2 separate regions of the Homo sapiens genome follow, and region 1 is linked to region 2. A link is a contact called in ENCODE Hi-C or POLR2A ChIA-PET data. All regions are on one chromosome and are shown on one strand. The core of a region is the stretch at or near the end of the contact, and the rest is flanking DNA. Distances in the headings are between cores, read along the strand shown.

Region 1 (3,208 bases), core at 543-3,042, 1.2 Mb after region 2:
GGGAAATGGAGCTCCACTGACAGCAGCTCCCCAGACTGGGTCTAGCCTGCAGGCCTCTGCTCAAAACCCATGTGCAATGCCTCAGGAGACACAGTGCAGCCCTCCAGCACATGCCACTGTGGGAAGGGAGAATTACTACGAAGCCCTGTGCCTTCTCATTTAGCCTCAGCAATGCCATGAGGTAGACACTACTGTTTCAATTTTCCAGTAGAGAAATTGAGGCTCAGAGCTTAATGAACTAGCTCAAATGACACACAGCCAGGAAACAACCAAACTGGTATTTGATCCCAGAAGCCAAGCTCTGCCCTCAAGCCGGGCCTGGTTAACTGCTTCCTGCTGGCACTCTGGTCCTCAGGGCACAGGTTCTAGAGCCCACTGGTGATAAGCTGAGCACAAAGGGCCAAGGGCTCCAGGCAGGCTGAGAGGTTGCCTGCCTGCCTACTTGTCTGCCAACCAGTTCACCCCATAGAAGTGCCCCATGCCCAGGAAGGAGATAAGGAAGCCTTTGTCAGTGCCCACTTCCGCCTGGCCTGTGCTGGCTGCTGAGACTGGGCAGGGCCCATCGTGTGATCCCACACATGGCACTGGCACAAGGTGTACATGCCTCCCTCCAGCAGGGCAGGGGAGATGCCTGGGGCAGCCAGAACTGGGGAAGCAGCCACCACTGGGCAGGACAAGGAGGGTCAAGAATTCAGGCAAGAGCCGTGGTTCTTTTTTCTTTTTTGCCACCCACCCCCAGACCATGGTTCTAACGAGCCCTGTCACGCAGCGTCCAGTTGAAATGGGGATGTTAATAATAATGATAGTGGCTGGGTGTGGTGGCTCACGCCTGTACTCTCAGCACTTTGGGAGGCTTAGGGGGAGTGGATCACTTGAGGTCAAGAGTTCAAGACCAGCCTGGCCAACATGGTGAAACCCCGTCTCTACTAAAAATACAAAAAAAAAAAAAAAAAAAAAAAAAAGAGGCAGGGCACGGTGGCTGATGCCTGTAATCCGAGTACTTTGGGAGGCCAAGGTGGGTGGATCACAAGGTCAAGAGATCAAGACCATCCTGGTCAACATGGTGAAGCCCTGTCTCTTCTCAAAACACAAAAATTAGCTGGGCGTGGTGGCGCGCGCCTGTAGTCCCAGCTACTCAGAAGGCTGGGGCAGGAGAATTGCTTGAACCCAGGAGGTGGAGTTGCAGTGATCTGAGATCGCACCACTGCACTCCAGCCTGGCAACAGAATGAGACTCTGTCTCAAAAAAAAAAAAAAAAAATTATCCAGGCATGGTGGCACACCCCTATAATCCCATAATCTCAGCTACATGGGAGGCTGAGGCAGGAGAACTGCTTGAACCCAGGAGGCAGAGGTTGCAGTGAGCATAGACGGCACCACTGCATTCTAGCCTGGGCAATAGAGGGAGAATCCGTCTCAAAAAGAAGAAGAAGAAGAAAAAAAAAATATATATATATATATATATATATATATATAAAATTATGGCTACACTTATTGAAGGCTTCTTAATCCTCACAACTATTCAAAGAGGTAGGTGCTATCACACCAATATCACAGATGAGGAAACTGAGGCTCAGAGAGGCTAGGTTACAGGGCCAAGCAGGACTCAAGCCCAGAAACTGACTCTAGAGCAGACAGGTACTCATGCTCAACTACTTCCTCATACGAGCCACAGAGAAAATGATCTGGATGAGTATTTTCTCAATTCTCCAAAAGGAGGACATAACCACAGTTCTCCCAGAATGTTCAAAGGAGCAGGCTGGGGGCCTCAGTATAATGGTGACTGTTGTCATCAATGGAGAGGAAAGAACACTGTCCCTGAGCACCAGTCCCCATACTACCCTCTTTCAGGAAGTGACACTCTGGGTCTCGGGTTTGCTCGGCCATATAATGAGGGGAATGGACTATGTGACCTCAAATGGCTCTTTTGCCCTGACTCCCTAGGATTCAAGGTCACCCGGTTCCACTGCTTTCTTGTGTGTGTGATCCTGGGTAAGTTAGTTACTCTCTCTGGACATCAGGGTCTTTATTTTTAAAATGAAGATGCCTCTCCCCTCCTCACAGGGTCAGGTGAGGACCACTCAAAATGATGAAGGCAGAGAGCCTAGCATAGGACCAGACAAAGCAAGTACTGAAACATGAGGTGGGGGTGCCTCCTACAATTAGAGCAGGACTTTTTCTCATCACTGTTCACTGCCACTGGAATGAGTGTCACTCCATGACCTCATCCTGAAAGCAGATACCAGGGCTGGCAGTCCCTCCCCAACTCCCACCCTAGGCCAACAGGGCACTTTCGGACAGCCCCGCCTGGCTCCCTGATTATCATTGCCACAGTGCTTGCTTAATGAGCTGTGGCTCCAGGGAAGGGCGGACGCTGGAGCACCAGGAGCCATTTCCACTGCCTGGTACCTGGTACTGCACTGTGACGTGGTAGCTAAACACCCGGGAGAGTGGGACCCACCTGGCCCCGTACCATGGAAATCTTATCATGCCAAATGCTTCCTGGGAGGGAGCAGGGTGGGTGAGGCAAAGGCCTAGCCCAAGCCCGTCAGGGTTTTGTTTCCTGATTCTTTTTTTTTTTTTGAGACGGAGTCTCACTCTCTTGCCCAGGCTGGAGTGCAGTGGTGTGATCTCAGCTCACTGCAACCTCCGTCTCCTGGGTTCAAGCGATTCTTGTGCCCCAGCCTCCCCAGCAGCTGGGATTACAGGCATGCACCACCACGCCCGGCTAATTTCTGTATTTTTTAGTAGAGATGTGGTTTCATCATGTTGGCCAGGCTGGTCTCAAACTCCTGACCTCAAGCGACCCACCTGTGCTTGGCCTCCCAAAGTGCTGTGATTACAGGCATGAGCCATCACACCTGGCCCATTTCCTGATTCTTGACGTCAACCTAGGTTGTAATCTCATAAGTATGGGGGCCCCCTCTTTATTTTCCTGAAGCTGAGGAGACCCAAACACTGAGCTAGAAGAAGTGTAAGAGACTACTCAAAGCCAGGACTTCATCTGACTAAGAGGTGAGGGAGTGGGGTCCTGGCTTGACTTCTTGGGGATGGGAGTGAGCCTGGTGGGAGCAGGGAACTGAGGCCCAGGTTTAGAGGTAGTTAGGACGGGAAGGGTGCTATGTGCCCTATTGGGTCAGCATCTCCCGCCCCATCCAAATGGCCACTCCACTGCCTTCTTAGACCAGAGGATGTTGGGCATACTTCAC
Region 2 (3,056 bases), core at 281-2,780:
TCTACTAAATAAACATTGGGAAATATGACCTGAATATGATATTGGTTCCAGAAAATCAAGTTAACTGAGCTTTCTCGGTCATAAAACTCTTGGATTTTTAAAATCAGACAAAGTCACAAGGGTGAAGAATTTTTCCCCCATAAACTCTTTAACATTTCACCGAAACTGTAAGAAGATATTCCAGATTCAACTCAACAGTGCCCCCGGAGCCATCTTAATACTGCCTACAACTCATTGTGCAAATGAAATACCCACCCCTGCTTTGTCTGTGTCTGACGTGGTGGATAAGAAAACGCCCAAGCTAATAGTAACCAATAATGTTGAACTCCTATTGTCCCTCAGGTTTAAGCTTCCTTGCCCAACAGCAAGCAAAATGTTTATGAACCTCTAGATTTTGACTTATATTTGCTGCCGTTATGTCATGAAAAATGCTGTATCTCTTGTTGATCTTTTTAACATTATGACTTTTGTAGACGCCAGCTAGTACCAAAAACGTAGGATGACAGGTTCCCAAAAGCTAGGAATTAAAATCAGAGGCAGCGACAAGATTTAAGAAAAGCAGAGAATTAGACGCAGCACCGGACCCAGGATGGGCGTGGCCCTGGTCCGGGCGAGGAAAAGAGGACCGGTCGCCCCCGGCCAATCAGAGCACGCCTTGCGCTCCGGCCCCTGGCCCCGCCCCCTTCCTCCCCGCGCCTTTTCGAATCTCCCCGAACTCAACACCCCGGAGCCCGCGCGCGTGGGAAGGGGAGGGGTGGGCGGGGCTAACGGTCCAATCCGGGTAACTCCGCCCCTGCCTGACTCCCCCTGCGCGGACGCCCCCCCCAACTCCCGCCAAAAACACCTCCAGGCCGCCGCCACCACCCCCTTCACAGTTCAGCGGGTGGGGCAGGCCCCGGGAACAGGCCCCCGGGTGGTCCCGCGGTGAGCTCGCCACCGCCTCCCGCCGTCCCCATGCCCAACCTGCCGCCACCCACGCTGTCCGCGCGTCCGGCCGCGAAGACAGAAGAACCCTCGTGGGGCCCGGGAGCGCCGCCCCTCAATCACCAGCTGCGGTCGCCAGGGGACGGTCGCAGGGAGGGTCGCGGCCCTGGCTGCCCGCAGTTTGGTCCTAAAGCCGCTGGTCCCTGGGGCACCGCCCCGTCCCTTCAGACAATGGGGAACCCGGCGGGGCCCGCAGGGAAGGGAGGGAGGGAGGGAGGTAAACGAGGGCCCACGCCCCCTATTGTCTCCTCGACGGCACCCCGGAGCGGACGCCCGGTGATCGCCCAGCCCCCTGCCCACGAACAGCCGCGCCCCCGGAGAGCGGGGACAAAGGCGAGGCTCCGCCCGAGCCACACACAAAGCGGAGCGACCCCCGCCCACCAACCCCTCCGAGGCCCGCAGCCCCGCCCGCCGCCCTGCAGCAGGGGGTCGCTGCCACGGCCCAGCCCCTCCCGCCGACCGCGTCCCTCTTGCTGGCCTCAGCCAGCCGCCGCCTCCTCCGAGCCCCGCACCCACCTGCTCAGTCCGAGCCGCCTGACCACACTCTGAGCACCAACAGACCCGGGCGCGCACAAAAGCGCCAAACAGAGGCACGTGACCTCCGCGCGGGGCTCCGCATTGGCCGAGAGCGGCGGCACGTGCCGCCCCCGCCCCCCACAACCCGCGTGGAGCGCCGCCCCCCGGGACCCCGAAGCACCTCGGGAAGTGTAGTCCTGTCCCGGAGGGCAGGAGGACAATGCCGGGGGTTGCAGGGCGCCTGGGGAGCATCCCCAGGTGTGGGCCTGGGACTAGGGGGGTGGTCTCGCCGTGGAAGAGGGCGTGGCAGTGGACCCCGGACTAGGTCCGAACCAGCTCCCCATTCTCGAGAACAAGGGCAGGGCGGAGCAGGCGGAGGGCGGGGGGGTCCTTCCCTACCTTTCCAAACTTTGGCCGCCTGGACTCCACCTTGTAGAGCCACATGCCCGCCTCGCCCCAAGGGCAGCACTCGGACAGAGCAGTGCCCCTTCTAGTGCGCCACCCACATGGGTGCCTAAGACGCCCGAGCCCCTGTGACAGCACAATGCCACTCCACGCCCCTGCAGGGCCCCCTGCCCCCGGCACCCTACACCGACACCGGCGTGTCACCCATATTGTGACATCATCGTAATTTCTAATCCACTCAGCCCACAGGTCGCGGGCGTGGCCCTTCCCTCACTGTGTGCGTTCTTGCCAGCATCCTCAGGTTCCCGAGCCGGTGACCAGGGACCTGTGCGGGAAAGCGTGGGGCTCTGGAATTTGATCGCCTTTGGTCTAACAAAGCCACTCAGCTTAAATGCAGACTCCATCTGTTCTTCCAAGCCTTCTGCGGATGATAGGGGAGGAAGAGCAATAGCCGTTCTAGACTACACAGATTGCAGTTAAGTGTTGCTTTTGTTCTCAGAGCACGTGCTCCCCAGAGCAGCACTGGGTTCTTTTTAAAAATCGAAAAAGGAGCCACAAGGTCACTGTTCTCCCTGACCTGGATAGCTCAGAACCTCAGCAAAGGCACAAAGGAAATTGGTCTGACCGTGCCTTAGAATAACTGGCCCTTTCTCTCACAAAAAGGGGAAAAAAATAAATGAAATGAACATGGTCCCCGCCTCCTCCCATTCTCTGACCAAGACCGTGTCCTCGGTTGGTGGTCAATACACCAAGACACCTGCTTTGAGATCTTGACTAAGCAGAAGAGATATCTTTATTTTATTAATGAGCTGCATCTCCCCAAATCAAGAAACAAATGTGACCAACCTTCCTGAAACAACAGTCCTAATTTAGAAAGACTCTCATGCCTAGTTAGTCACCAGGGATGTGCCAGAGATAAAATACAACTAAGGGGTGCCCAAGACAATAAAAACTGGATCATACAAGCAGCAGCACACTACACAAAGCAAACAATTAGCAATGCGCTGTTGCCTGAAATATGCTTGTTGCGGCATTTTTTCCAACAATCGCCCTTGTGTGGGGTCGGCCTCCCCCCCAAGCCAATCGAAGTGGTTTTCACTTAGCCTGTGAGCAGGACCAGGAATAATTCAGATACTGAGCCTTGAAAGGCT

The links. A loop is a pair of places that touch in the nucleus more often than their neighbours do. ChIA-PET counts read pairs that join two places held with the same protein, here RNA polymerase II (POLR2A). Pooled maps may share reads with other maps.
Region 1: a loop to region 2 is called in a pooled map, with 1.8 times the contacts of the local background. The contact joins the enhancer-like site here to the promoter of STMN1 in region 2. A Hi-C loop is called at or near these places in 1 of 50 pooled maps. POLR2A ChIA-PET finds 5 or more read pairs at or near these places in 3 of 52 experiments (HCT116, K562 and activated CD4-positive, alpha-beta T cell).

The regions. Positions count from the first base shown.
Region 1 is chr1:27,130,504-27,133,711 of GRCh38, forward strand. All of the region lies in intron 1 of SLC9A1 (solute carrier family 9 member A1), which reads right to left. Among named protein-coding and RNA genes, the nearest start is that of SLC9A1, 23 kb to the right of the region's middle. Within about 2 kb of position 1,793, at least 9 of the 41 ENCODE cell types and tissues checked have a DNase peak (open chromatin) inside an H3K27ac peak, as active enhancers do.
Region 2 is chr1:25,904,889-25,907,944 of GRCh38, forward strand. It overlaps STMN1 (stathmin 1), which reads right to left and starts at 1,531. Exons shown (of 5, transcript NM_005563.4): 1 at 1,501-1,531. MIR3917 (microRNA 3917) reads right to left here and starts at 1,566; the gene lies at 1,474-1,566. LOC105376885 (a long non-coding RNA gene) reads left to right here and starts at 1,662. Exons shown (of 2, transcript XR_947102.1): 1 at 1,662-1,758; 2 at 2,148-3,056. RefSeq lists silencers at 470-764, 544-963, 1,354-1,443, 1,464-1,773.